Regions from separate parts of the Homo sapiens genome. Here region 1 is linked to region 2. Evidence: chromatin loops called from intact Hi-C (ENCODE). Cell type or tissue: IMR-90. All regions are shown on one strand. Each heading gives the region's core, and the rest is flanking DNA. Links, peaks and the distances in the headings are about the cores only.

What was found. Hi-C counts contacts between places; a loop is a spot of excess contacts. Peaks named below come from ENCODE experiments on the same cell type or tissue, not always from the same donor. Only the 100,000 strongest peaks of a DNase experiment are listed, where the experiment ranks them.
Region 1: it touches region 2 in a loop (2.5-fold over the local background); 1 of 110 quality-filtered maps calls a loop at or near these places.

Annotation. Positions count from the first base shown.
Region 1 is chr3:67,636,646-67,652,653 of GRCh38, reverse strand. All of the region lies in intron 1 of SUCLG2 (succinate-CoA ligase GDP-forming subunit beta), which reads left to right. Among named protein-coding and RNA genes, the nearest start is that of SUCLG2, 10 kb to the left of the region's middle. RefSeq lists enhancers at 1,870-1,919, 4,855-5,149 and a silencer at 4,855-5,149. In IMR-90, for the core only: no CTCF peak of the experiment used is centred there; a DNase peak (open chromatin) is centred at 5,063; H3K27ac peaks cover 1,611 bases.
Region 2 is chr3:67,452,784-67,468,791 of GRCh38, reverse strand. All of the region lies in intron 9 of SUCLG2 (succinate-CoA ligase GDP-forming subunit beta), which reads left to right. Among named protein-coding and RNA genes, the nearest start is that of SUCLG2, 190 kb to the left of the region's middle. In IMR-90, for the core only: no CTCF peak of the experiment used is centred there; DNase peaks (open chromatin) are centred at 6,781, 8,801 and 10,151; H3K27ac peaks cover 1,100 bases.

The DNA.
Region 1 (16,008 bases), core at 2,988-7,987, 190 kb before region 2:
ATCTGCATGCCAGTAGTAACTATATAACATCCAAGTCATTAGCACCACTGACACATTTTTATTTTTTTCTTTATGACCATCTTAGAATTGTCCATAAAAATGGTGAGTATTGCTATTTTCAAATTCTTGGGTGCTTCCTATGATCTGTTTCATGTACACTGATTTGATATTACGTTTCCATAGTCCCTTGCCCGTGGCAGACATTGCAGTTAAACATGGCCCACTTCTCTCATCATACTTAAGAATCCTCACCAAGTGTCTCAGAAATCTGTTGCCACTCTTGGCCCAGACCTATTTTATACCACCAGGCCTTGTGAAAAACTGTTGTCTGTACAGAAATAAAAGACCCAGTTTCTGCTTAGAGAAATAACTTTAACTGGTCTCTCAAAGATACCCATAGAATGACATTTTGTCTACCTCCTCCCTATGGTTAAATTTAACATTTGACACATATTCCTGATGCTTAGTGTCATTGAAGTTTTTTTTTTTTTTTCACCTTTGCTGTTAGCTTTACTGTTTTGACTTTTGATTGATAGTACGTCCTTAAAGGGTCCACTTTAGTCATTTCTTATTTTTCATATAGTTTTTATTCAGCCCATACCATTTGGCAGGACTGTTGTAGGCCCTGGGGTTTGGGGATGGTGAATGAGGCAGGCAGAGTCTTTGGCCACGTGATACTTTATTTTAATGGAGGTGGGAGAGAGTGAGCCAGTACACATATAACCAATAATGAAAATGATTTCAGCCAATGACAGATTCTGTGAAGAAAATCAGTCAGGGTCATGGGATGGAGAATGGATTGCTTCACAGCAGGGTAGTTTAGACTGGATGATCAGAGGAGACCTATTTGATATGGTGTGTTTTTGATTGGCATAATTTTTTAAACTGAAATATAAGACATACTGAAAAATGAACAATTACAAATGAACAACTTGATGAATTTTCATAAACTGAATGCAAACCCAGCTAACTAGGTACAGATGAAGAAAACGATCATTTAACAACAACCCAGAGGCCCCCTGGTGCTCCTGCCTGTCACTACCTCCACCCTACAAAGGGTCACCAGTCCCCTGACTTATAACGCTGGTTTTGTTCAGTTTTGTACTTTAGGTGAAATTATATGTAGGCATACACATACTTCACATTGCTCAGCATTATATGTAAGTGATCCTGGAGATGGCCTTTTTGACATATGAGCTGAGACCTGAGCGATGAAAGGTAGCCAGCTAGGTGAGACTAAGGGGAAGAGTGTGTTAGGCAGAGCAGACAGCAAGTGCAAAGACTGAGATGAGAATGAGCTGGGCATGTCTAGGTAATTAGAGGGGGAAAGTGGTAGTAGACTAGGTCTGAGAGGAAGACAAGGGCCAAATCATGTGGAGACCTGCAGGGTCTGCTAAGGAGGTTTCAGGGGTTTAAACCATACAGAGGCTGAATCCCAGTCCTGGCAGCCAAAGCACAGGCATGTAATTAATGTACTGTACACGCCCCCTGTTATAAATCTAAGTTAGGCTGGCTTTGAAACTTTTAGCAGAGTGGTGTTCAGTGAATTTAGCAGTAAGGGTCTAACCATGGTTAGAAGTCTTTCCAAAGACCTAAATCCTGGTAGACAGGGGCCATGTTGCTGTGTCCATATAGCCAAGTGAAAAGTGTGTGCAGTACTTGGTGGTGTAATATAGCCAGGCACTGCCATGGTGGGCAAGATATGAGTACATACTGCCAGTCAAGTCTTAGGGGAAATGTTGGCTGAGGGCACTGAGTTTGAAATGGTTCTTAAGTCTAAGCACAGTTTTGTTGTCTCTTAGGGTATTTCCCCTCTCTTTGGCTAGTGGAAGTTCATGGAGCTCTCTTGTAGGAGAAGCACTGCCTTTCAGGTCTCCAATTTTATTTTACTTTTTTTTTGAAAGAGAGTCTCACTCTCACCCAGGCTGGAGTGCGGTGGCCTGATCTTGGCTCACTACAACCTCCTCCTCCTGGGTACAAGCGATTCTCCTGCCTCGGCTTCCTGAGTAGCTGGTACCACAGATGCACGCCACCATGCCTGGCTGATTTTTGTATTTTTAGTAGAGATGGGGTTTCGCCATGTTGGTCAGGTTTGTCTCAAACTCCTGACCTCAAGTGATCTGCCCCCTTCAGCCTCCCAAAGTGTTGGGATTACAGATGTGGGCCACTGTGCCTGGCCAGGCCTCCTATTTTAGAATCCTTGTTGTATGTTTTCTGTGCAGCCCAGAGCTTCTGTCCAGGGACTTACAGAGGAATGTATGTTGTCAAAGAAACTGCTTAAACCCATGCCCCTGCTGTTGTATACTCAGAAAGAATGGCTCCAGCCTAATTTTCTGCCTTTACGGAAGTGGGAGGAGAAAGATGAATGCATGACTTTTGTAAGTGAAGGACTAAAGGTTATGGGCAAGTTCTTATCAGCTAAATGAGGCTGTGGCGGCTGCATTGGAAGTTGTGACTTACCTGTATCTCCCTCTTGCCTAGGAGAATAAATATTTGACTTTTTTCTTTTTTTAAAATGAAGTACAGCTGCAATTTCTGCTTTTAGAAAAGGGAATCCATCTCAAATAATTTAGATGCTAAACTATTGACCTTCCTTGTGGGGAAGACCGTTAAGTGATAGCTTTGTCCTAAATTGGTTTTGTTTGCTGTAAATAAGGCATTTCTTTTATGGGTGAGTGATTGAGTGCACAGACCCACAGTAGTGAGAACATTCCTGCCCTCGTACCCTGGTCTAGTTCTGCAGGCGCAAAGCCCAGAAAGTCACTGAAATATGGCATATTTGGGGGAGGAAAAGAAATTACATAAGTAACCTCAGATCATTTGTCCTTCAGCTGTCTTTACCACTCAATCTGCAATTGTCACTTGATGCATCACTTTCTGTTACTTGATGGAAAAGTTTTACTGAAGAACTTGAGAGATTTGGAAATATTTGAACAAATGATAATATCAGTACACTAATGAAATTTGGAGATTAATCTTGAGAGTTTGTGAGGAAGGTGGAGGTGATGAAGAAGGCAGTCCAGGTGAATTCATGCAGAGGCAGAGGTGAGAGAACAGGGGGAGAGTAGTTGTAGTGAGCAGTTTAGTATGGAGAAGGGAGAGGTGGATAGCAGAAGTTGAGGGACAATGGCACTTTTGGGTATACAAAGAAGTCTAAATGGGGCTTCAGAAAGCCCAGAATTCAGCAGGGAATAAAATTAACCCCCACAACTGAAAAATCAAACAAATATCATTTATGTAGCAAATATTTTCTGAATGCTTATTACAGCTCATTCTTTATAGAATGTTGGGCAGATAAATATGACTGAGTGAATGCAGACAGGAATAAGAAACACAGCTCCTACCTTCAGAGGGCACAGAGGTACAACTGGCCTATAAACCTGTAGTTATACTAAAACATAGTGGGTACTGCAATTGAGCTGTGTTCTTAGCCTTCTAAGATACTGTTGGCCTCTGTCAACCACTTACCCTGTGTCTGCAGAACTATTCCCTCTGATCATTCATTGCCTGATCTCTGTCTTCATCAGCTTTCTGATTCAACGTTGATTCTTCAGATAGGCTTTTTCCTAATTACCTTACCCAGCCCTGCCTTTCCAGGGATTATTCTCTGTACCCTTATCTGCTTTGTTCTTTATAACACTTGACTGTACCTGGTAGTGTTATTTGTTCATTGGCCGTCTTCCCCGCTCTCCTACAAGTTTAAGAATGTAAGCTCCACAAAGGCAAAGTGATACAGCTTAATGTAACAGCGTGAGTGATTCCCCAGCTGGCCGGAGTTGGTATTCAGTAAGCATTTGTGGTCTCAGTCAATGAGTAGGGTGCACAGAGAAGGGAGAGGGAGGTAAGGAACAGGAGAAGTTGAGGGATGATGTGGCTCATTTCAGCAAATGAGGAAGAAGGAAGGGGCTATAGAAATCCTAGTTGTGAAAGGGTCCTCATAATCATAGAACTGTTCCTTGGGCATGTAGTATATAACAAGGCTGCGTGAAGTAATCTCCACACATTATTTCTTTAACCCTTACAACATCACTGCAGGGGAGATTTCACAGTCTCCATGTTTTATAGAAGCAGTCAGAGGCATAGAGAGGCCCTATAGTCATTTGCTTAAAATCACAGTGCCAGGGAGTCACCCGCCTCATGCTGATAAAGGACTTATGCTGTTAAATTATTAAGCTCTGTCACTGAAAGATCCTAGTTGGGCTGAACTAGGCAGTTAAACTGATTGCTTACCTTTCCCCATCTTTTTGCCCTTGAGTGACACTCGCCTTTGGTCATTTGGACTTGTGCTGATGAAGGTGTGCTGATCAACTTGGCATGGTTGCCCTTTCTGGACTCTTATCCACCTTCCTCTCTCTCTGGCTTCAGGGTCTTGTCAACAGAGTAGTAGGGAGATTAAAGACACGAAGTCTGGGTTCAAATTCAACGGAGTTCAAATTCTTATGGGATCTCCCATGTTCTTTCTCTGCAACCTGGAGCAAATTATTGAACCTGACTGAGCCTCAATTTACTGTTACTTGAAAAGGGGATCATTTGCACAGATAGTTACAAAGATTAAATAAGATGATATTTAAGACATTTGGCATATGACCCGATGGTGGGCCCAGGATGATTATTTCTCTTGCACTGAATTTGAAGCTAAATTCGCTGGTCTTTTTAAAAGGCTTTATTGAGCTAGAATAATTTTGCTTTCCCAGATTCAGTAAGCATTTATCATGTGCTGCCATCTCAGGATTAGTCACTGGCTTGGTGCTTCCATACATTTTATTTCACTTCATCCTTGCAGTAGCCATGTGAAATAGGAGTTATTGTTCCCAGCTTACTTCTGGGGAATCTGAGGCTCAGAGGGGTGAAGATCTGCCTCCCGGGCTCTGATTATCTTCAGGATTCCACAGTTGGGATGAATGTCTGGTGAGGCCTGAGGTGGCAGTGGGGAGGAGCTCATGGGGAGCTTAATTGTACCATCCTGGTTATTACTCATTTCACAAACATTTACATGTCTCAGTGTTGACTTAGTAGTGACGACTGCTGGACCTCGTGCATCAAAGATTTGAGGTGAGGGAACACTTAAAGAATTGGCAGTAGCCACAGCATGAACCAACGGCCAACTGGACATGACTTTCACTGTGTGCTTAGCACAAACTACTGCCCTCAGCGTTTCAAGAATGCTGGAGAAATTGTGAAATGTCATTGCCTTTGCAGAGTGGGCTTTGGGGGATGGTGTTGGAGGATGGAGTTTCCTGGTATTCTGGGTTCAGACTTTGACCAGTGTACTGAGTATGGTCAGCTTTTACCCTTTCTAGAAATGATTCCAAAAGAATAGGACTTAGGCAGTAGCCATAAATGCATAGATTTCTAACATTTACCTTTGAATTTTATTTTTATTTTAAAATTCGAGGGATTTGACATAATATATGAATTGTTAATGGAGACATGGCAAAGCACAAGGCATGGTTTGTGTAAGTTTGGGTCCTGTGGGTTGGAGTGGGGGGACTAGCATCTTTTTTCTGCTCCCATCCATTTCTCCCTGTGCTTGCTGTATTTCCATTTGTGGGCTGTCTTAGTCCCAGAGTTGTGACTTGAGAGCCCTAAGGAGGTTCAGGAGGGCTGCCTTGTAGAGTTTACGGTGAGAAATGAGGCCAGAGACAAGAGCAAGGACAAGATCGCTGATCCTGGTAGGCCTGGTAATGAAGCTAAGCTTGTTCTTGAGGAGGGCAATAGGGAGCCATTGAAGGGTTTTAGACAGTGAAGTGGCAAGGGCAGTTTAATGCGTAGAGTACTCTTTCTGGATATAGTGTGGAGAGGGTTGGAGAAATGCAAGAATGGAGATCATTTGGGCGACTTTGGCATCGATTCAATGCTGTGAGTCATTATGCCAGGATACTAGACGTACACCGTGAGTGGAATCAGACTGCCCGGGTTTAACTCTTGCCTTCAGCACTCCATAGCTTTGTGATCTTGTGACAATTACTTATATTTCTTTGTAAGATACCTTTTTTTTTTCTTTTTCACATTTCAGTGTCTCTGAAAGCTGAATTTATTTATTTTTATTTATATTTTTTCAGACAGAGTCTCACTCTCTTGCCCAGGCTTGAGTGCAGTGGTGAGATCTTGGCTCACTGCACCCTCCATCTTCCAGGTTCAAGTGATTCTCCTGACTCAGCCTCCCAAGTAGCTGGAATTACAGGTGTACACCACCACACCTAGCTAATTTTTGTATTTTTAGTAGAGATGGAGTTTCACCATGTTGGCCAGGCTTGTCTTCAACTCCTGACCTCAGGTGGTCCACCCACCTGGCCTCACAAAGTGCTGGGATTAAGGCGTGAGCCACCGTGCCCGGCCAAACTTTATTGTTTCGATATTGTCTGGTTTTAAGTAAGGGATCCACCCCCATCTTATTGTCTGTGGCTGAAGTCGGGAGGCCTGTGGAGAGGAACAGCACCATGCTTTCCTCCCTGCCTGAAGCAGGGCTCAGGGCTCTGGGTACAGTGTCTGGGGAGTGGCCTGATCCATTTAGGGCACCATATTCTCCCCTCCCCTCCCCTCTCCTCCCCTCCCCTCCCCTGCCCTCCCCTCCATTCCCCTCCCTTCCCCGTGCCCACAGCATTGATTGGCTTGCCCACAGCATTGAATAGAAGTAGGGATCAGCATTATAGCTTTACCAGAAAATATTAAGGTTTTCTCCTTATCAATGGAGATCTCTTCACATTTTTATAAGGAACTATTTTTTATCCTTTGCTTTTTGTCCCCAGCTTCTGCTTGTACTCTCTTACCTGTTGTTGAGATGCTATGCTATACCATCTGGACTTGAAGGACTTATTTGAGTTAGTAAGTCCTTTCCTACCTTTGAAAGAAAGGGGGAAAACCAGTTCTCATAGGCATTCTCATTCCAGCCTGAGGGCTTACGTGGGCCTTTAATAAGTAATAGAAAGTGGAGAGTTATGAATTATTTTTGATTAAGGGAATAAACTATTAATGATGAGTGTTTCTTTGTTAAGATTCAGGGCTCTTTTAAAGTGATGTATCATTAAAATTGAAAGCCAACAATACAGGGAAAAAAGGAATTTTTCAGCTTTTAACTTTTTTATAATTACCATGGAAAAAAATATACGTGCTATTTGGCACATTAGAAAAACTAAGTAAATTTTGAGATGGTGAAGTTGTAAACAGATTATCCTCATGAATTTTAAAATGATGCAGAAGGACTGAATGGCTGAGTGTTGAATAGGATGGTTGGAAATGGAGGCAGAAGGCTTGTGACTTGTCCTAAGCGAGGGTGGGCCTGAGGACGCTTTTAGGATTGGAGTCCCACGTCCAAAACTCACAGCATAGCATGTTGTGAGTGTCTAATGGATCCTTTCTTTTTTGTTTGATATGAGTATATGATGAGGCTTTTATGACCAGTATAAAATAGCTTTTATGACTATATTTTGTATAAAATATAATTTTAATATGTGGGGAGACTTACAGAGTTAAACTTTATAGGAAGATGAGAGAAAAATACTAAATTTTCTTTATGTTAAAGGGCCCCAAGTGAGAATATTTAGTAGTGGTATTTCATTTTGCTTAATATTGGCAGTATATCAGTAATGTTACGCTTATGGTAAGCCAAGAGTCATAGTGTTCCTTTCTTGAAGATGTGTTGTCATGTGCTACAGGATGAATCTATTTCCTCCTGCATACTTCAGAGTCCTTCTTTTCAGGTCAGTGGAATATTTTTCCTGGAATTTTGATGTTAAGCAACATTGTCATAATTTAGGTAAAATTAATTATTGACACAAAGCAGTGTTTTCTGATTGACTTTTAGGGTGTTGAGGGAGGTGGCAAAAGAATTGCTTTTTTGATTAAAAATTTGGATCATTAAGTTCCTTTTTTGTCTCTGAAACCTTGTTTTTGATTTCCAAAGCTTCTAAAGATACTAAAAAATATGAATGTGTATATTCTTTAATTTAAAATTTTTATTATATATTTATTATTGTAGTAAAATATACATGACATAAAATTGACCATTTTAACCATTTTTGCCATTTTTATCATTTTGCCATTTTAACCATACTCGGACATTGTTATATATTCATATTGTTATGCAGCCATCACCATCATCCATTTCCTGAACTTATTCATCCTCCCCTACTAAAACTCTGTACCTATTCAATGCTAACTCCCCCATCTCCCCTTCCCCTAGTCCCTGCCAACCACTGTTCTACTTTTGATCTCTGTGAATTTGCCTACTCTAGGAACCTTATCTAAAAAGATTCATACTATAGCTATTCTTTTATGACTGGCTTATTTCATTTAGCATAATGTCTTCAAAGTTCATCTGTGTTGCAGCATGTGCAAAAATTTCCTTCCTTATTAGGCTGAATAATATTCCATGATATGTGTATATATCTTTTTTTTAATCCATTAATTTGTCGGTGGACACTTGGGTTGCTTTCCCTTTTTGGCTATGTGAATAATGCTGCTATGAACATGAGTGTTCCGTGGAGGTATACCTTATGTTAACATTCACCTGAGTAGAAATGTTGTATCATATGTAGCTTGGGCTACATTTTCAGTTTCCCATGTCCAACTAAAATGTCTATTAAGAAATATCTTTCCTGATAATGTTTCTGTTGTATATTCATATTCATTGATTCTTTCAGTGGGTCAAATGCAGCACAGGTCCACTATTAGGCCCACTATTAGGCGGTGGCTCACGCCTGTAATCCCAGCACTTTGTGAGGCCCAGGTGGGTGGATCACCTGAGGTCAGGAGTTGAAGACAAGCCTGGCCAACATGGTGAAACTCCATCTCTACTAAAAATACAAAAATTAGCCAGGTATGATGGTGTACACCTGTAATTCCAGCTACTTGGGAGGCTGAGTCAGGAGAATCAGTTGAACCTGGGAGGCGGAGGTTGCAGATGGTGGGTTTGTAGGAAGCTTGGGGATATGAGACAGTTGCTGCCTTTAAGGAACCTACAGTCTCATTTGTTGGAGACTGATGAGAAATGGGCAATTACAGTGAGATGTGTTTGGTGTTGTGAGAGCACCCCAGCCCTCTGGGGATACTGTAAGTCCTCACTAAAGACATTCCAATTTGTTCTCTGCTTCCATACCCATTCCAGCACTGAATGTAGGAAGAGGATAAGAAGTTAATTATACAGCCTTGGAGGACAGAAATGGTTTCACCATAAAGCAAACCAGTTTTCTATAGGCTAATTGATGTAAACAAGAGTTTTAAGTTCAGCATACTTCAGGTTACAGAAACATCATCAAACTTCCAAAGACCAAAAACACCGCTAATATTAAACAGTGAATTAAATGTAAGCTCTACTTACATTTCAAAAAGATTAATAAAAACAAGTAAGATAATGATTTACCCAGTTTCTGGTGATAAGTGAGTGATGGCGGTCGTAGTCGTTGTAGTTTAAGTCACAGAATAAATGTTTGCAAAGTGAAAATGGTAGGGAGCACCTCCTTTCACCACAAAGTTCAGAAACAAACACAAACACTGAGTACTTTTGGACCACGTTGTTTAGTGTGTTTTTATGATTATTGTAGACTTGATGAATGTTTATTTGACAATCATTTACATTCATTCATTTTATTCCAGTTCCGTGTCACAGGTGGCAGATGCCCATCCCAGTAGCTCAGGGAGCAAGGCAGGAACCTGTTTGCCAGGAACCAGGATGCCATTCCCTTGCAGGGTGCCATCTCTCTCACACACACACACACACACACACACACACACACAGAGTCCTTTTCTGTTGGACTTGCCTGTACAATGGCTATTAATGGTGTCTGGATAACACACACACACACAGAGTCCTTTTCTGCTGGACTTGCCTGTACAATGGCTATTAATGGTGTCTGGATAACCTGAAATGAAGCACATGTACAAATAGACACCTGATGTTTATCAAGCACATTCTGTGGGCCAGGTTTGGTGCTGTGCACTTGAGGAGGATTATCATGTTGAGTATTCATGGCAGCCCTAGGAGGAAGGCATTATTATAGCCATTGCTAAGCTCATTTTATTTTCTTTACTTATTTATGTAGAGATGGGGTCTTGTTGTGTCATCCAGGCTGGAGTGCAGTGGCAAGATCGTATAACAGCTCACTGCATCCTTGAACTTCTGGGCACAATGAATCCTCTGTTCTCAGCCTCCAGATTAGCTGGGACTACAGGTGCATGCCACTATGCCTGGCCAATTTTTTTTTTTTAAATTTTGTAGAGACAAGGTCTTGCTTTGTTGCCCAGGTTGGTCTCCAACTTGTGGCCTCAAGTGATCCTCCCACCTCAGCCTCCTAAAGTGCTGAGATTACGGGTGTGAGCCACCATGCCTAGCTACTAAGCCCATTTTAAAGAGTAACAAACTGCGGCTCAGAGATCTTAAACAACTTCCTTGTTGTCACAGCTGTTGCCCTGCACATCTCCTCAGGATGCCACTCACGTGGGTCCACTGAATTATGCCTGATAATGGGTGGAATTGTGTCCCCCACAAAATTCCTATGTTGAAATCTAACCTTCAGTATCTCAGAATGTGACCTAATGTAATTTGATTTTCTCTGTAAAGACTCTATCTTTAAAGGAGATAGAAGGTAAGAGATAGATAGAGGAAATCAAGTTAAAATGAGGTCGTTAGGGAGGGCCCTAATTCAATATGATTGGTGTCTTTATAAAAAGAGAAAATTTATACTCGGGCACACACGCCCAGGGAGAAAGCCATGTGAAGATGAAAGTAGTGATGCTTTTGCAAGCCAAGAACACCAAAGATTGCCTGTGAACCACTGGAAGCTAGGAGAGAGGCATGGACCAGATTCTCCCTCACAGCCCTCAGAAGAAACCAACCCTTCTGATACCTTGATCTCAGACTTTAAGCCTCCTAAACTGCAAGAGAATACCTTTCTGTAGTTTCAGCCACCCAGTATGTGGTACTTTGTATGCCAGTCCTAGGATACCCAGTATGTGGTACTTTGTACGCCAGTCCTAGGATACTAATACACACATCAATGAACTTTTTGTGGTCTGTACATTTGTGAAGAATGAGAGTGACAAAGTCATCCTAGTATTATTATGAAAATAGTTTTGACCTCACAGACCTCCAGAACCACCCTGCATTGAGACAACGTGGGTGTGGTTGATTTTTTTGATCAAACACATCTGAAATTGTAGGTTGGTGCAAAAGTAATTGCGGTTTTTGAAATTTGTAACTTTGCACCAACCTAATATGTGACCAGATGAGCCTTTGTTTTTTCACCTTGGCACTTCTGGAGTCTCTGAACTTTTGCTGGAGATGCATGCTTTTCTGGCTGCTTGGAGAGCTAGCCCATGGACCACTGCCATGAGTTCTTTTGCTTTATGCTTCCAGCACTTGTTTTCCAACTAAAACATTGTTTCCTACACCTTATTTGCTGGTGTTGGATTTGAGAAGCTCTGACCATTTCTATGAGTGAAATCAACTTAAAGACAGACGAGTTGCAATTGAGAAGAATATCCCAAGGAAAGGGGCACAGGTTTATTGTCATTTCCCAAATAGGAGCTCTAGAAATATTTTAAACAATAGCAAGAGATTGGAATAAATGCAGAGCCTTGTTCAGATGTATCAATTTTGGTATTTTTTTATTTTGATTTTAAGTAAATCCAGCAAACCTCATTATTATTTTTAATCTCACTTAGTTTTTAACCATTCTCTTTATCCAGACAGCTCACCCAAGGTTAAACAAAAACACTAACATTTTACTACCTATGTTCCAGGCCTTTTGAAAAACAGTTTTGTAACTTAATTCAGCTGATCTTTGGTAATCAGAAGCTAACACCAAGCACTGTTTTTCTTCAGCAGTCTAAAGTTGAAATTTAAGAACAATCAGCATGCAATCAAAAGCTGATTGTAAATGAACAATAATGAACATAAAAGTGAAATCACTTCTGAGGGTTCTAATGAAAGAAAAAAAGGAGTAATAGCAGTAGTTGAAAAAGGAGCATGATAAAAAGTGGGTGCGGTTATGCCAATAGGCAAATAGTGGTGAAAATTAGCCAGCAATAATATTCCATGGAATGCTCAACGAGTTTTGGGGAGAATGGGGAAAACAAATGTTATAAGAGAGTAAAAAATCTATATAAATGTGTAGATTTACTGCTGTAGATGAAGTCATCTAGGAAGAATCGTAGTGGATTTTTAGGAGTGAATCACATCTCTGTTCTAGATGCAGGCAGATGGTATGCAGAGAAAAGGTTCAGTTGTGCCTGTTTCTGGCCCACTGATCAACAGCATGGCTTTAGGGAAGAGACTCAGTTTCCTTACTAAACTCTGTTTAACATTCATTGTACATCTATCATGTATCAGGGATTATGCTGTGTGCCAGATACATGCTTAACTTTGCAAAATGGCTGTTGAAACAGTGCTGCCCAGAGCACGGGACACATCCATTGGCAGTACACGAGATGAGTTTAGGTAACGCAGGGATGCAGCATCCAATACCAGTGAGTCACATAGTGCTGAATTCATTGTTACTGTCTTTGGAACCTTAGGATTTTGTCACGGAGAAATTTTCAGTTTTGTGCTTGTGTGCTTTTAAGATCTTCAGCTTAGGACTTCATACCTCAAATAATCAGAATTGAATCCCTTTTATTTTTTAATTATGCTATCTCCTTCTACTTAAACAAACAGTATAGGTAGTGCTCTAAAGTTTTCTCTATCTTTAAGTTAAAATAAACATCATAAATAAACTGATACTGGTATTAGTGTTCTCTAGATGTAGCAAGAATTGTGTATGAGTGATTCTTGTTTGGGGAACCTTGGACCATAGTAACCCCAAGACTTTTCTTATTGTTCCCTGGTCACACATCCTGAGAAAAGGATTCATGTGAAAGTGGCTTTTCGGGGAGGCATTCTCAGGAAAAACTCAAAGGGGTTTAGAGAAGTTGAAGGGAAGGAGGCTGAGAAGGGTGTGTTATTAAACTGAATCCCAAAGAGGGTGACTTTGCTTAATTCCACAGGACAGCTATGGAAACTGTGTAGGTTACACCTCAGAGTTGTAGTTAGGGGCAAGAGAGTTGAAGTATTTATATACCCTCTTCAAGGTTCTTTAAGGGCATGTTGTCTTCAGCATCTTAAGACAAAGACCTGCCGGGGCTGCTCTTGGGAGTAAGAGTGCACAGTGAGTCTGTATAAAAATGGTGGCGCGATCTGAGGCCATGCGGATGGAGCACTGAGAGCATCTGCTGCAAGGCTCTTCCATGGCTAATGTGACATGTAAGCCACTTACTAGCTTTGTGCCTCGGACAACTGGTTTAACACTTCGGTGCCTCATCTAGGGTAATACCTCTTCAGGGCTTTTTGTGATGTTTAAGTATCAATATCATTGACTTCACATTTTTCTTCTAAATCTATTCACTATTAAAAATATTTAAATCCACATTTGAGCCCCTCCATAAGTAATAGTGTCCATGAAAGTATGGGCTTGGTAAATTACTGATACATATACATTTTTTTCGAATGTACATTACAATAAATTACACAGAAGAAAGCCTTGACAGAGCTTTCTTTAAAAACATGCCAGGAACTATTATCCGTTAACTGAAGCCAGCTCTTCTTTTCTCTGGACACATGGCTGTACTGGATCTCCCAGCTTGCCTTGCAGCTGGACAAGGCCACGGAATAGCTCTAGATAGTTAATCTAGATAATTTTTTTTTCTTATTTTCTTAAACTTCTATGAGGGAGGAAGTTCTTCCTATAACCTTCCCATTAGACTTCCTCTAGGTTATCACTGCTGGGGATTAGGTCATATGCTCATTGCTGAGCCAGTTATTGGCAAAAATTGGAAATCTCCATTATTGGCTAAGCTGCTGAATAGTTTAGAAAAAGATACTGGCGAGTCACTTACAACATCCGCTACAATTGGGTTACTGCTTAGTGACCAAGATAGGATTTGAACACCCACCTGTCAGACTCCCAAGTCTACGTGATTTCTTCTGTGCCTTACAGCCTTTCTAAATCTGTCTGCTTGCTATAAAGGCTTTCCATTGAATTGATTTATTTCTGGAATTAGACTTTGATGACCAGTAATTCCAAATTATGTTCGATTGTCCACTTGCTGGCTTTCTTTATCCACCAAACTTGCCTGTCTCTCAGCTGTAGGGCATCTCCTGATCCATGGAGCTCCTAGGTAAGGCAAAAGAACTGTGTTTGCATTCAGCTGTGTGCTGCCCTATAGCAGTATGAACAGCTTCACACTGTCAACTAGGAGGTGAAATGCCAAGTGTAGCTACAATCTGGAAATGTGTTGATGTATATCAGCTTGGAAACAATGCAGGGGGCAGGTTTTGGGCCTTTGCAGTGGAGAGACCAGTCCAGAGAGGGCCACTAAGTGCTAGGCATTCCAATGGCATTTTCTCTTTGACACTCAGCAGCAATCTGTAACATAGGTACTATCATTATCATTATCTATCATTTATCTTCATTTTACACAAGAGGAAACTGAAGCTTAGAGAGGTTGAGAAGTTTGTCTAAACTCATCCAACTTGTAAATAATAGAGTCTGAATTTGAATTCACAGCTGTGAGACTTAGAAGCTTACACTCTTCTTTAAAGCTTTTTAAAATTGTGCAATGTAGCATAAAATACTGAAAAAATACTTATCATATATGTAGTTTAACATGTAATTATAAAGTAAACAGCACTTCCTAGGACCTAAGTAGAAATTTACTAGTACTTAAGAAAATCTCCCTCTGTTCACTCTTTTTTTGTAACTTCATGTCTAATTTTAATGGTTGTCATTTAGTTGGGAAACTTGCCCTCTGTAATTATCCTGTTTAACTGTCCTCTTATAGCAAGTCATAATGTGGTATAGGAGAAAGCTACATGGATCAAAAGTTACTGGCATGGATGCTCCCTTTCTGAACTGGATTTACCTTGGGCAAGTCATCTCTCTCCAAAAAAGAAAGGCAGAGTACCAGATAACTTACGGAAACGTCAACCACCATTATCCTGATAAAGAACTGGTTCCCTGGAGCATGAAGATCAGGTTGGAGGGCAGCCTTTGCTTGCTTTTTTCTTTGTTAATTTAGTAGTGTATTTATATAAACCCTTAACAATTTCAGTGACAGACTTCACTCATTTTGAATAGCAAGTATTTTGTTGAATTATGTAAGTCAGTAAATTGCCCTCACACTTTATTGATTAAAATGTCCTAGCTTTTGAAGGACTCACAAGTACAATTTTCCTGAGACAGACTGTACTTTCGTTTTTTAAAATCCACCGTTGAGGACTGTGCATGATAAAGTGGAAGCAAGTGGTTATTAATTTTTTATTGAAATCTTCTGAATAAGTGTTTTCTCCTGGTTGGTTTCAAAAGGAGTCATATTCCTGAATCTAATTAGAGGCAGTTCATATACTGTGGGCTTATTAAGATTCAAGGCACTTTTTTATTTTAGCCTGTCTGATATCCCTTTTTAATTTCACTTAAATTTGAATTACTCTAAACATCATCTGGGCATATTGAAGAAACTCAGTAATCTTAATAATGATGATGTTGACAAATCTGTCCTTATTCTTCTCAAGTCCTATAACCTTATACTTGATTCTGGCTTGTGAATACCTGAGACTGAGCTGCCCCTCTCTCTTCCTGTCGTAGACATCAATAATCACTCATGATGCTGTTCTGAGTGATTATTGATGTCTACCATGACAAAGCCTTGAGGTCTTACTTTCTACAGCTCCCTGGGCAGCCATTTCCAGCTGGTCAGAGTTAAGAGGCTCTGCCATCCCTGGTCTGGATGTTGTCTGTTTTGGGTCTGAACGTTTATATCCTCCACCAGGATCTCTGAGTAAGTTACATTATCAGCTGATTCTAAAAAAAAAAAAAAGATACTGCCAGCCAGGCATGGTGGCTCACACCTGTAATCTCAGAACTTTGGGAGGCCGAGGTGGGCAGATCACGAGGTCAGGAGATTAAGACCATCTTGGCTAACACGGTGAAACCCCGTCTCTACTAAAAATAGAAAAAAAATTAGCCAGGTGGCTGG
Region 2 (16,008 bases), core at 6,153-11,152:
GCAGTTTATCACTACCTCTCATGCTTCAGTGGGTTCACATGACTAATCTGAGTGGCCCCTGCTTGGAGTCTGCTATGCAGCTGCAGTCATTGGTGGATGGAGCCCGAGCCGTGTGATGACTCAATTGGGCTGGACACACAAGATGGCTTCCTCATATGCCTGGCATCTCATTGCTCCTTGGCCCATCTCTTTTTCTTTCTCTTCACATTCCATCTGATCTCTCTGTGTAGTTTGGCCTTTTCATAGCATGGTGGTCTCAGAGTGATCATATATAGTGAATGGCTCCCAAGAGGCAGGAAATGGAAACTTCCAGGCCAGGACTGACAGTGTGCCATTTCTGCCATCTTCTGTTAGAGCAGTTACAGGTCCTGCCCAGGTTCAAGGAGCTGGATGGATTAGAGAAACAGACCCCATCTCTTAATGTGAGAATGGCAAAGTTGCACTGCAGAAGAGTGTGAAGCAGAAAATATTACAGGACCATCTTTGAAAGCTGCCCTACTTTTTCTGCTAGACTGTGCCCTTCATGAAGACAGGGTCCATGTCTATACTATATTGGCACCTAATAGGTGCTGATAATTTTTTGGCAAATTCCTAACTCCAGGGAAAAGTCTTAGACAAATTGAAGATTCGCTCAGAAAACAAGTTTGAGTGAGTTCGATTTTTTTGCCTCCTCAGAGGCCAGACTCCCTGCTCTACCTCCTCAACCCACACATCATACAGAATTTGACACCACCCGGCCTGCTTTTATTTCACACTTTTGCCCCTCTTGTAGCACTCATTTGGGCATCTGTATTATGGCTCTTTTCTCTCCTATTCATTTTCACAATAGCATTTCTCGACAGCATGCATTATATTATTCAGGGTGCTTAGTTTGGTGTTAGACCATGTAGTTAAAAACATGAGTAAGCCTTGATTGGAATTCCCGCTCTGTTTCCTCTTACATCTGTGACTTTCCCAAGTGAGTTAACTCCTCTAAGTCTCATTTTTTTTTTCCTGCCTGTGAAATGGGTATATTAATAGAAACAACTCAGCAGGGTTGCTATGAGTATTAAATGACAGGATAAAACATATACGTCTCCTACCATATTACATATTTAATTATTATTCATTTCCATTAACTCTTGGTTATGGTGTTATACTGATCTGGTAGTCATTTATTAGATATTTGTTGAATGAATAAATATTTTATAGTTTTCAAATAATCTCTTTAAAGGATATCCTATCCTATACTTGTTCAAGGTAAAATTGCAGTTTAAGTTTCCAAAGACATCATTCTTTTACTAAAACCCTATTTGAAAAGTCTGTCATTGCAGGCCTTTACATTTCATCTTTTTTCCACGTGAAGGCAGTGGAGCAGCTTTTTTCTCGCTTCACCTGTCAAAGTTGTTCTCTCTAGAGATTAAGCAGGTATGACGTGTGCTTTGACCAAACCCTTTGAGCTTAAGAAAATTGTGAGAAACTGAATAACTTCCTATTCCTCAATATTTCAGGTGAGAAAAATATACTAGAGCTGCTGTTTTGATGTATGAGAGATTGTAGCTAGTATAGTAAAAGATTTCGGAGGATAGTTATTGTGTATCTAGGTGTGTTTATATTATCAATCTCAAGAGGTAAGAGAAAACACAAAGTTGTAGAGAACATTTAGAAATTCTCCTGAAGACTTTATAGGCCAGAGGTCATTAATTAGTAAGGAAGGTCTTGGTTTCTGTATTCATATCATAGTGGAAGTTCCGATTCTCAATTCTTAATTCAAAACAAATTAAATATTCCTACTTGTCAGAATCCTGACTTGTATCTAAATGTTCTATTGGACTAGATGTAATATACTTTTCCCCTCCAGGGAAAGATAGTCAAGGATTTATGTGAGAAAGCAAACTTCCTAATGGCTGCCTCCCTTTGTAAGCAGTAAAGCATGTTATATCTTTGTATCTTGGTTGTTCAGCTGGTAATATTTCATACCTTACTGTCCATACGTTTCCTGATAGTAATCAATCCATTTTGTCGTTATCACACTTGCTTGCACTGTGGCTGGGCAGCCACTGTCTACCAAAACAGTAGCATTTCCTCCTGGAGATGAGAGTACTTGATCGAAAGGGAGAAAAGGGAGAACAAGACCCAGGTTTTGCCATATAAAAATCGATAGCGACAAACTTCAGTGTCATCTCATCTTGCCGGATGCCATCTTGATAGCATGACTGCTTTTCCATGTTAGTAATAGCACAACATCAGATTAAGCTTCCCTCACAAGACAGGGGATACACTAAGTTTATTTTTACTGCCTAAAAAGCTACAAAGCCAGTTAGATAGATGGAGGCAGTCAGCCTTGATCAAACCAGTGTTCTACAAATTCCTTCAGTTTACCTAGTATGTTAATGCCCATTTTATTAAATCCATCTTTTTAAATGGATGTAAAAATATGACCAGCATAAATTCTTTTTTTTGAGACAAAGTCTCACTCTCACCTAGGCTGGAGTGCAATGGCACTATCTCAGCTCACTGCAACCTCTACCTCCCAGGTTCAAGCAATTATCTTGCCTCAGCCTCCTGAGTAGCAGGGATTACAGGCATATGCCACCATGCCTGGCTAACTTTTGTATTTTCGATAGAGACGGAGTTTCACCATGTTGGCCAGGCTGGTCTCGAACTCCTGACCTCAGGTGATCCACCTGCCTCAGCCTCCCAAAGTGCTGAGATTACAGGAGTGAGCCACCATGCCTGGCCAATTTTTTAAAGCAGGGTATTTAAGCAGATACAACGTAAGGGCTGTGTGTGTCATTAAAAGAGTACTGCTTGGTGAGAAATGAATGGGAATTCTTACAGCTGGGTCCTGATTCTTGCTCTGACTATAATTAACCATATAATAATAGGTCATTGTTTCTCAAACTTGAGCATGTCCCAGAACTGCCTGAAGGGCATGGAAAATGCTGATTGCTGGGTGCCACACTAGATAATTTTCTGTGGTACTAAGAAGATAGTAAAACAGGATGATAATAAATATGCTAGGGTCCCAGATGCCATCAAGACAAGATTAAATGTGCAAGGATTTTATCAGCAGAAATCCCTTTGAAAGAAAATGAGAAAGCAGCCAGGAGAGGCTGGCCTGGCCATCAGACTATGATGCAGGTCTGACTCTGAGTGAAGGAGAGAGGGAAGGAAGATTGGATGCCCCTACTCGGCTGGGAGCAGCCCAGGGGAAGCATAGCCTTGCCCCCAGTGCAGCCAGTCATGCTGCCTGCAGTTCAGAGTGTGAGGTGCATTCTCAGGACCTTAGCAGTGAGACAGCAATTGCTGTAGATGGGGTGGCCAGAGAGGGATTCTCTGAGGAGGTGACATTTGAGTGGAGACCCGAATGATGTAAATGAGTGAACCTTGTTGATTTGGGGCAAAGTGAAAAGAGCAGCGGAAAAGCAAAGGCAGGAGAGAGCTCTGAGTGTTTCAGAGCAGAGTGAGCGAGAAGGACTGAGGAGGCGCTGAGAGTGAAGCTGGGCCCAGCTCTGAAAGGACTTGCAGGCCAAATCAGGAAGTTTGAATTCATTCTGGATAAAATTGTAAGCCTCTGAAAGGCTTTAAGCACCAGAACAATGAAATCTTAGACAAAGATAGGAGTACGCATTGTGGAAAAGGAAGAGAAAACAGAGACTAGTTGGAGACTAATGGTATTAGTCTAGGTGTCTCCAAATTGCCTCCATTTGAATTACCTACTTTTTCTCCATGCCTCTGGGATCTTGAAGATACAGTGGCTATCTTCTTATATCAGGGACATAACCACAGGTGCCCTGCTTTCTTTTGCCCTGTAATGTATTTCAGGCAATCGATTGTCAAGCCCCTCTTCCGATTCGTCCTGGCAGCTCTCACTCATCATATAACCCATGTCACTATGCCATGCCCTCTTTGAGTTTTAGCACCATGCTGGCAGCTTTCATAGACTTTTACCATCACCTTCAAACCAGTTGAAGACTGATCCACCAATCTCATTTCTACTTCTATATATTGTCTCAGAGATTACAAGCAACTGATTTCTAAAAGACAAAGTAAAGTAGGGCATCTGTTAATATATGGAGGTCACTTTTAGAGAAAAACAAATAAATGGAATTTGCCTAAATGTGATTAATAAGAATATTTTCTCGTTGTGACAGTTCCTATGCTTCCTTTTGCCCACATTTTTCTCTCAGAAGAGTAGCATGTAAGAAAGTGGAATTATAAGTTTTGACTTGGAGTTGAAGGAGTGTAGACATCTGCTTCTTTTCTGACCACTCTGGTCTGCCTTGATTGAGGGAGATCTTTGAGACTGGCTTTTTGCTGTGCATTTTGATTGAGTTTTCAGCAGCACAGTGAGTATGTAAAATCATAGCCATGATGGTTGAAATTTGGAATTGGGGATGTCCCATTTGAAAGAAATGCCAGATCAAAAAGCGCTATTCCCAGGAAGGATGCATACACACGCTTGTAAAATTGCACACCCATGAGGGCTTCTTACTTTCTTAGAGCTGTGAATTTTTCTGTTTTTGGGCATGTGAGGTGCTCTTGCTGTCCAGAAGAGGTTGGTGCTTATACTTTAAGTAAAGTGCTGATTGCCCTGTCAGTCAGAGCATGGAGGAACTGGGAACTTCTGAGATTGATGCTTGACAGAATAATTAGAAAACCGTCACTTTCAGTAACCATTTGAGGACTCCTAAAAGGAATGGGCTTGGGCCAGGTCTCTGCTGTCCAAATCCAGAGGTTAAATGTTCGGGAACACAAAACATAGTATGTCACAAGAGAAAATTGCTTCAAATGCACAGAAAGAGATGGCCCTCCAACTCCTAAACAATGATGCTCAATTATCTGGGCATTCACAGATGTGTTTCCCTAGCCCTGCTGCTGTTTTCATACCTCCTTGAGATTATTTCTCCCTCTGTCAGTTGGTTGCCTTGAAGTGAGGTTTGCAAACAGCTGTTGAGATGGCTTCCTCCTTGACCTTTTCACAGGATGACACTTTCTTTCTCTTTATTTCAAGACGGCCCCCGGCCCTGGCATAATCTCTGGTTACCAAAGCCAGGGCCTTTTCCATACAACCCCAGTCAACTGGATTAGGGCAATATTTTCCAGGCTAACAGTATCTAAATTAAATATAAGTGGGGTACCAACAGGAACTCTTGAGAGAGAACAGGAAAAGCATGGCCCCATAAACAAATTAATTCAAGAAAACATTTTATTTAGATACTCTTCTCCTTATTTATTAAGAAAGTATAAATTAGGTAAGCATTTATAACAAAATATATAAAGATAAATGTTTCTGTTATTCTACATCCTTTGTCATAGTTTCCTTTTTAAAAGATAAATTTCTGAAAGAAAATGATTCTCTGTGTCTGCACATCTGTATGTATGTACAGATATTATTAACACTTCCAAGGCACCAGGGTTCCTTGGGCCATACTGAGAAATGCTGACATCAGCCATCAGTGCCCCACCCTGCTTTAAGACAGCCAGCAACAAGAATGGTAATAATAAGGAATTAACATTGGTGAGGGTACTCTGTGTGTCAGGCAATGTGCAGAATATTTTCTCTGTGTCAGTGTATTTCTGTTTTAAAATCCAGAAAATTTTCAATGACATTCAGCCACCTTGTTAAGAAGACAGTCTCAGAGAGGGCCTGTAATTACTTCATCCCCTATTTTTCTTTAATTAAAGCAATCAAATGGCAGCAGCACACGGTCACACTCAACTCATAGGACTTGCTTTTTGTGCATTTTACTGCAGTTTCTGCCCACAAACTTGATCCCTGAATGGAAGAACACAAACTGTATTTTCTCTATTTTCACACCACAATAGTCAACACAGAAGACTTCTGTGATCAAATGTGTGGGGGGTTTTCCCCACCAGTAAGCAAGCAATCAATTCTGCAGCAGACACTAGCTGGGCATCCTCTATCTAAATTCAGTTCTGACACTCCACCTGGAGATAATCTCAGATCCCACAGGTTGAGGGCTCAGTCCCACAAAACCACGCCTCACTTCCGATGCTGATTGCAAGCTCCAGGTTGTTTTACCTGTGTTTCTCACCAACCGGCTATAAATTGGGTTTCCCATGACCTCTTCCTTGGGTTCAATTCATTTGCTGGGGTGGCACACAAAACTCAGGTAAATACTAACTTATGCTTACTGGTTTATTATAAAGGATGTTACAGAAGATACAGATAAAGAAATGAATAGGGTGTGGTATGGGAAGGGGCTCAGAGCCTCTAGCCCGTTCCTGGGCATGCCGCCCTACAGAAACCTCCATGCATTCAGCCGTCCAGAAGCTCCTGAACGCCATCCTCTTGGACCTTTTATGGAGAGTCCATTGGATGGGCATGATTGACAGCCATTTTGAAATGTGACTAGACAAAAAGGGTATGATCTAATGCTAGTAGACTGAGTGGGAACACCCAGAAAGGCCTGTCTATACAGATGCTTCTTGGCCTCTCTGTGCAGCATTCCTTCTTCTGAGGTATGACACAGGACCCCTTCGGAAATGAGGGTCTAATGACCCATAATCAGAAAAGTGGGGGGAGATTAGAGTATATTTTTAGTTTCTAAAGCCTGCTGTGGGAAGAAAAAGGAGCAGGTGAAAGGAAGGCAGGAGAATTTCAGAGAGAGAGAGAGAGAGATTGTTTTTTGAGGTTTGCTTCTGAGACCTAAAGTGCCCCAACATTATAACAAAAGGCTGTAACAGGAGCTGTGGGAGTTATGAGCTAGGAACTGTGGACAAAAACATACATATATATATGTAAAATAATACCACAATCCCCATTTCCTGCAAACTAAATTCTGAATTTCTGAGTCAGAGATTCAGAAGCTTGTATCATCCGGCCCCGCATGACCTTACCTCCCCTTGCTGGCATGATCTCTACCATCTGTTCCAGAGACCCTTCTCCCAGAATGTTCTTCCTCTCCCTCCTCACTTTGCCTGCCTGTTATCCCTTTCTCCTTGGAAATCTTCCCAGGTTCTGTGAACTGGGGCGGGATGGACCAGATCAGCTGTTCTCAGCTGGGGGCCATGCTACCTCCCAGGGGACATTTGGCAATGTCTAGAGACATTTATTATTGTCATTTTGGAGTGGGTATGCTACTAGCATCTGGCAGGAAGAGGTCAGGGATGCTGTTCAACAGCACACAAACAGCTCACCATAACAAGGCATTTTCCAGCCTAAAATGACACTAGTTTCCAGGTTGGGGACCCCTAGATACTAGATGAAAATTCTAGTACTAGTACTAGTACTAGATGGAAGGTCCTCCTTTTCTGATTGATCTCTGTTTTCCCAGTACCTGATACATAATATATGATTCCGAAAATATTAAATGCACAAACCCCTTCCCCCTCAGAATGCCATCTTTGTGCTTCTTCCAATACCGTTATATGGAATTCGAATTACATTTTATGTTTTTACTTGCCAGAATACAAGAATCACTTAAATATATAATCTATACTTTCAAGACTTCAAGCAGATTTATGGAGTTGGCAACAGAAAATGAGAAATGAGTTGGCTTCAATGCACTGTTAATGTTGAGAACCCTGAGTATCGTTTGGAGCGTTAAACTCATGCATGCTGTGGGTAAATTGTTAATGGTCGTATTTCAGTTTTCTTTATCTCAGAGCTTGGAAGAGAAATTTTAAAAGGCATTTTCTTAAAAACTCATAAAAAGAAAGAGCAGTCCCTTGTCATAGAGTTTTAAATCCTGCATGTAATTGGAATGTCTTTCAGCAGGAAAGGTACGACTCATGAATGTCTTGGGTCAGAGAGTACACTGGGCACTTGGGCAGTGAACCTGAGTGCTGGCTCTGTAGTGCAGAGACGTTAGACAAATTATGGAACCTCTGTCTCTCCACTTCCCCTCCCCTTCTTTATATCTTATCAGATAAACCCCAGAGAATGCTCACTAGAATGTTTGCATTGCCTATATTTTCTCCAACTGGTAGTGTTGGGAATGATTTTTTACTCTCTTCTTTACTGTATAGTTTTAATTTTTCCTTCCCAGTGGGCCTGTATTGTTTTTACTATCAGATCAAAATCAGTATTAAAGTATAGAGCGAGGATGAGAAGCTAGATTTCCTAAGTCCTTTTCTGGCCCTGTTAGGATTTTTATAATAAAAGTCCTACCATTGATTCAATATTACAGTGAATTAAAGCACTCCGATAATTTGGACCTCAGTTTCCTCAGCTGTAAAATGTGATATTAATGACCTCATCAGGGGAATGATTAACACCAGTGTGATCAAGAGGGCTTTGATGGAATTGCAGTTCTGTTTCCCTCCTGAAGTGTATGACCTTAGAAAAGTCACTTCCCATCTCTGAAGTCCATGTCTTCATAAAATGGAGTTAATGAAAACCTCACAAAGTTGATGTGAAGATTGATGAGAATAAGGTATTATAGCACTCAGCACAGAATTTGGTGTTTAATAAATGACAGATACTGCTGTTAATTTCTGCTATCATTATTATTGTCACTTTTATTGTACTATCATGTGATTATTGTGTGAACCAGATTGTAACTTTTACATAGAAGTTTTTCAGATTTAAGGTGTTATTACCACTGTTATTATTCTTAGCTACACTTCTACTACTGGAAATAATAAGACTTCAATCAGTAGTGATTTACTACCAAGAAATTAATTGGTATAAGGCAGGGCCTACTGAGATATCCAATATCAATTTTTTTTTCTTCCTTAATAGTAGAATCTCAACAAAATGTCAATTCTATGATATTGTTCCACCTCCCTTTCAGCTGGGTGGAATCACGTCACTGCTTTCTGGCCAGTGATATGTAAACAAAAGTGTAATGTGGGACCTCTGGCAAGGCTGTGTTTAAGAAGCTGAAGCAGCTGGGAAGGGAGCCCTTTTCCCTGCTCCTCACTGTTGCTTGGAATGACTTTACAATGGCAGGGGCTCCAGCAGCCCTCTTAGACTGAGAAATAACCTTAGAACGGTACCATTGCATGGTAGAGGAGACAAACCAAAGGCATCTGAGTTCCTGATGGACTCCTGGTAGCATCCTACCATCCCAGGCCTATCTACCACCAGTGTTCCTTTATGTAAGAGAATAAATCCTTGTATGTTTAAGTCCTTATATTTATTTCTTTGTTCCTAGCATCCAAATACAATTCTCAACTAATTTATTTAGTCTTGGTGCGAAGAGCTTTGGCATACTTTCTCTCATTTACCATGGAGTACTTCCAATAGTTCTGTTCTTCCCTGGTAAATTTCTTTTTCATTATATCACAAATAAACAAACTGACCCAAATTTAAACTTGACCCTTGAGCAAATCACCAAGCAAAAGCCTTCATAAAAAGAGTAAAGAAAGACACATGGATGTTTTTCTTGACATGCATTTTAGGCTTGTTTTGAAGATGGAATAGTTTTAGGGAATGGGGTAATTGGCCTGGGAAGTAGATTTGCTGCCTGCCTGGTGTTTTCCTTCCAACAGTTGGTGATAGCATGAATCTTGTGGGTTTTCTGTGTACATTGACTCCAGAAAGGTCATAGAGAATGTTGTTATTTCAGAATACAAAGAGAACTAAGTGTGTTTCCCTCTACTTAAATGTGCTTCGTCAAGCAGGCCACGTTAGCTTAAATAGTTGAGAATGAGGAAAACGTAAAACTGTGATAACGAATTCATATTAAAACACACACACACAAAACAGCTGCCCTTTGAATGGTTCACTGGTCACCAAGATCAGAGGCAGGTTGAATTAAGAGCATTTGGATAATTGACCTTCCATGTGAATGAATTAGAATAGATTAGATTTGATTGACCACATAACAATTTAAATCATAAAAAAGCCCCTTTTCTCTTTCCAGGCTACTTTGTTATATTGGGTCTCAAAGGTGATTAACCATGTGTTTTTCTTGTTGGAAGACTTTCCTGAACACAAATTAGCAGACTGAAAAAGAGATGGTAATATTTACATTTGCCATTTCTTTTTTAATTGAAAAACTCAAAGGACCATATGACAGACTGAGTTGTTTAACGATATTCCAGAAGGGCAGCATACTTGGAGTGTTTTAATATGCATTCAGCCGTCTCTTCCTGACTGGTGGGGTGGTTCCTGTTACTCAGATGGCCTGGGCAGTTGGGATGGGATGTTCTCAAGGTGCTTTTTTCCCCTCCGACCTTTGCTAGTGTGTGTGATGTGATGTGTTGAAAACCACTGTATAAACAATAAGCACCGGCTACTCATTTAGAGTCATGGAATTTCAGAGCTGAAAAGAATCTTAGACGTTCAGTGAGTTATTGACTCTCTTTACTTTAGAGATGATGAGACACAGTCAGTAATAGGAAATGCCCCACCCTCAGATGAGAAATGGAACTGCTGTGTGTTTGATAATATACAGAATTGTTCTCATGCAGTAAAGCCCTACCCCCTCGACTTATTATAGGAGGCGTTATTCAAATTGGATAAATGCTTCTGTAGAAGGATGATATTATTAGTGCCTATTTCTTAGGGTTGTTGTGAGATTAAAATGAGTCAAATGTCTATAAAGCACTGTTTTGGTTATTATTTCTGCATAGCAAACCACCCCAAAACTTGATAGAACCATTTTCTTATGATTTAGCAATCTGGCCTGGGGTTAGGTAGGCCATTCTTCCACTGTTCTTGTCAGTGTTCATTCGTGTGACTGCATTCAGCTGGCAGGTTCTGGGAAGGCGGGCCTCTTCCCTCATCCCCAGTTGTTGAAGGCCCCTCTGTCTCCATGTGATATCTCCAAAGGGCCCCTTCAGCAAAGTAACCAGCCTCCCTATGTGGCCCTTAAGCATCTGAGAGGGCAAAGGCAGAGACTCCCAAGCCTTCTCAAGGCATTGGCCTGAAACTGGTTCAGCATCTCTGCTGCCACATTTTCAGGACTAAAGCAAGTCACAGACTCAGCCAGGATCCAAAGGGAAGGGACTATGCAAGGGCATTTATAAACGTTGACAAGGTTCATTATAGAACACCATTGTAATGGACTATCCCAAGCATGTACCACTGTGTCTCATGCATGGTAAAGGTCCCATAAATGTTATTGCTCTCTTGCAGTATAGTAGTAATAGTAGTGGTAGCTGTTTTAGGAGTAAAAACAGCTAAAAAAAAAAAAAAAAAAAAAAAAAAGCTGCTTTTGTTCTTTTGTTGTTATAAGTAGATATAGATGGAAAACAATTTATATAGTTTTAAAAAATGAAATAATTTTATTTCTGTATCTCTTAGTTTAAATAACACCACTATCCACAGTTTTCCTCGGGCATCTTCTGTAAGTAGGAGGGTAGAATAAATTCCTTTAATCAGTAATTCCCCAATAAGTTCCCCAATTCCCCAATTCAAGCAGGTCTGAGTTAGGGACAGAGATTCTGTACTTCTAATAATTGTAACATTGAGAATCATAAAATTGATATTATTCAAGTTATAAAGTTAATTTCTGCACATGTTTCCCACCAAAATTGTTTTACATTTCCATGTATCACTTTAGAGCATGACATTTTTAGGAGAAGGAAATTGAAAATCTGTTCTTTTCTTTTGAACTGATTGCTTACCTGTTTCCGGATACATTTAATGCTGAAGATCTGGAGAACCATACTAGAGTCTACAAACTCAGAGGCACAGGTCTTAACCATTAGCAGCACCCAAAAATGGAGATTGGAGAGAGGAAGGACCATTCTTTCATTAAGAGCAAGTCATTAGATTGTCTTATGGAGGATATTTGGGGTTTGCTTGTGATGAGCCTTCCATGTCTAATGTTCATACAATGTTATTATATGATGACTTGAATGTTTTTCTTTTTGCTAAAGCTCTTTATCTGTCTAATTACAAAAATTATGCATTCATAATTTAAAATTTTCAAAAACTACATAAAGGTATAAAGAAGAAAAGGAAAATAACCTGGAGTTGTTTATGTCCACATTCATATTTTGGTGTGTATCATCCCAGACTTCATTTTAATATTTTCCCCCTAAACATGTTTTTCTCTCTGGCAAATATGTGCATTTGCTTTTAAATATTCAGAGCTGAATATCCTCAAGAAAGTTTCAAGTTTAGCTGTTTTGCTTGAGAGAGATACCGTGATGTATTTTTGCTAATATGTTTTAAACCTTGCATTATTTATAGTTTCTCCTTAGAAGCTTGAAATTAAAATTTCTTTTCTAACTGATTTTGATTCTTTCCTGTCTGGCTTACAATTGATTTCACCTCGCTGTGTTTCTAATGAAGCCTGAAATTACCATACCCTTGTTTGAGTTGAATGTGTTTTTCCCTATGCCCTCACATACCATGGATCACAGGGCAACTCTGTTCCTATTATCAGCTACATCTTCCTTTACTATCTATATTCAATTCAGTGTGTTCCAGTAAATCTTCCAATGAGGGCTTATACCGGGATTGAATAGACAAACATGTTTTTCAGTTACATTTGAGGAGCATTGATTTTCTCCATAGAGGGACCTATTTTTTCCTTTCGCTTTGCTGATATTCCCTAAGACCTGCCTATGTTATAGCCCTTGCATATAATGGGCCATATATTTTTGACCCAATTAATTTTTTATTTGATTGGTAATAAAGGAAGAGAGTCCTATGCAGTATAATTTAAGATATTCATGTATCAAGGGAGGAGGAAGGCCAGGCTGAATCCCGGAAGTCCCACCTCACTACCCAGACAGCAATCACATGATTCCAGGTTGAAAGGGATGCTGAAAAATATTATAAAATTGACATTCTGTTGAGATACTGCCACTAATGAAAGAAGAATTAACACTTGGTATCCCAATAGTCTCTGCCTTATACTGATCAATATCATGGGAGTGAATCACCCCTGATTGAGGTCTTACTACTTCCAGTGGTAGAATTAAATATAATAACAGTGGTAATAATACGTTAAATTTGAAGAGCCTTGGGCACAACAGTGCCCCTTACCCCACATATCCTTAGGGCAGGGTGATGGAGGTAAAGACCTGGAATATTGTGGTGTTCTTGCCGGGATTGAAACACTGGGTAGTAGAACAAAATGGAAAGGCCTACCCTTTCAGATACCCATATTTGAAAATCTTTATTCCTCATGCTTTTTCACTTTCTCTGCCATATTCCCTAAGAAGATCTTTGTCCCATCAGTGTTTTTTTTTTCCTCCACCCAGTACCTAGAGCACAGTACAGTGAATTTTGATTATAGTGTTTGTGCTAACATTGAGAATTACAAAATTGAAATTGTTTAAGTTAGAAAGTTAATTTCTGCATTCTCTCCCCATCAAAACTATTTTACATTGCCAGTATATATCACTTTCAAGCATTCCATTTTTAGGAGCAGGAAGAAATTTAAAATCTCCTCTTTTCCTCCAGTCTGATTCTGGAAAGTAGGCTCCCTTTTTAGTCATGGGATTTAAACTGAGTTGGTTAGGCAAACATGAAAGATGCTTATGGTGATTTATGCCCCACATCACAAGTGTATGTCAAGAGTGAAATAACGCCTGATGTGCAGGAGGATGGACCAGAAGACCCTCACTTACTCAAAGTGTGAGGAGGATGGGCCAGAGGCATCTACAATGTCCTTTTTGCCTTAATCCACAAAGCTCAGTTTCAAGTTATGGATTTGAAAATACTTGCTACAATTCAGGGACAAATGGACTAAAATATATATAGAAATAGAAAACTTGAAATAAGTAAATCTAAAACACTGAATATGTGAAATAGACCCTAAGAACTACATGCAATGTGTGAACTTTGAATGGATACTGCTTTGGGTATGTGTGTCTATAAAACATTCTTGGGATAACTGGGAATATTTCACTGCAGGCTGCATATTAGATGACAATAGGGGAATTGTTCATTTTCTTTTTTTTTTTTTTTTTTTTGAGACGGAGTCTCACTCTGTCGCCCAGGCTGGAGTGCAGTGGCGCCATCTCTGCTCACTACAAGCTCCACCTCCCAGGTTCACGCCATTCTCCTGCCTCAGTCTCTCAAGTAGCTGCGACTATAGGTGCCCACTACCATGCCCGGCTAATTTTTTGTATTTTTAGTAGAGATGGGGTTTCACTTTGTTAGCCAGGATGGTCTCGATCTCCTGACCTTGTGATCCACCCGCCTTGGCCTCCCAAAGTGTTGGGATTACAGGCATGAGCCACCACGCCCGGCCCATTTTCTTACATGTTGTAGTGTGATTAGGACAATGTTCCTATTTTTAGGAGATGCATTTGGGAGTGAAGTGTCATGATGTAGGCCACTCAGTATGAAATGCTTCAACAACTATCCATCTATCTATATATGTATAGCTACATATATCTCTATAGAGATAGATATAGAGAGGAAGAGAGGGAGAAAGCAAATATGGCAAATCGTTAAATACTACTAAAGGTAGGTAGAGGATACATGGGTAGGCTGTATAATTATTTCACCTTCTATTTTTTTTTTATATATTTGATGTTTTTCTTAGTTTGAAAGGTAAAAAAGTATTGCCTTGTAACCACCAGTGCGACCACAACCCTATCCTTTACTCTGTTCCTGGATCTCAAACCAATTTTTCATATTATTTATTCAACAATTACTCTATATACCAGCTACTGTTCCAAATCCTGGAGATATATAAATGGGTAAGATGTCGTCCCTCGTCCCTGTACTTAAAGAGCTCATGATTTAGAATGTTTCTTTTGCAATTTTTGTGCAGCTCTGTCAACTTCTTATCCAACATTGGGAATGAACATAAAAATTTACATCCACTTAGGCCTAAGAATATTTTAAGCAATTTATATTGATATAAGGCTGTCATCAGTCAGCCTATTAACTTCTAATTTTCTTGAAAAGTTTTATGTAAGAACAATAGGCAGTAATGGAATATTTAAGCCATTTGCACACACATACACACACACAAAATGCACGACAACGACAACCTTGGGGGTTTGCCCAAGTACATCGTGGCATTCTGGTTATATCTAGATATATTTCTGGCATACACAGCTAGAATTATGTTTCAACTGGATGGTCACATTTGTAACTGATACACATGTGACCAGTGAACACAGTAGTTTTCAAGAGGCATTGCCTTCTTGGGAGCCAAAGGCTTGATGTGGCCCCTCTATTAAGGAATATCAAGAGTTTCCCACTACTTGAAAATAACTGCATTGGAAGATTGTTTTCTTACTTCCTGATTTGTAGCCTGGTAACCAGTAAGGCAATACATATATATATTCATGCTAAATAATTTTGTTGTGTTCTGAATGTTTGTGCCCCTCTCCCCACCATTCGTAAGTTGAAATCCTAACCCTCAAGGTGATGATATTAGGAAGTGGGGCCTTTAGCAGTTGATTAGCTCATGAGGGTGGGCTCTCATGAATGTGATTAGTGTCCTTATGAAATAGGCCCAAGGGAGCTCCTTCATTCCTTCTGCCATGTGAGGACACAGCAAGAAGGTGGCACCACCTGTAATCCAGGAAACAGGCCCTCACCAGACATCAAATCTGTTGGTGCCTGGATTGTGATCTTTCAGACTCCAGAACTGTGAGAAATAAATTTCTGTTGTTTATAAACTATCCAGTTAATGGTGTTTTGTTTTAGACTATCAATAAGAATTAAAAGAAAATACTCATAAAAAAAAAAGAAGTCTGAATGTACTGAGGTAATTTTCTTCATATTATTCCTGTGAAAAGGAAAATGCTCATATAACTCAAAAATCATAATATTTGATATTCAGTGTTGTAGTCCTTGCTAATCAGCTGCAGGGTAAAGAAGAGAAATATGCTGAAGATGTTGGGCACGCAAAAGAGATGCATTTCAGGGTTATAATTAAAGAACTTAAAGGAGTTCAGAAAGAGAATGGGAAGGTCTACTTTAGACCTTCATCTATGATTACATTGAAAAGAAAATAATACCAGAGGCTCCTTTAAAACGTGCGAGATTATGCAGTTTCAAAAGGCAGTGCAATGGCTAGAAGATTCTTATATGTGTTACCAAGATCTGCAAAATTAAAATGGTATTCATGACTTGTAAACAAAGCTACTAATTGAACTATAATTTAGAAATGCGGTCCTGAATACAAT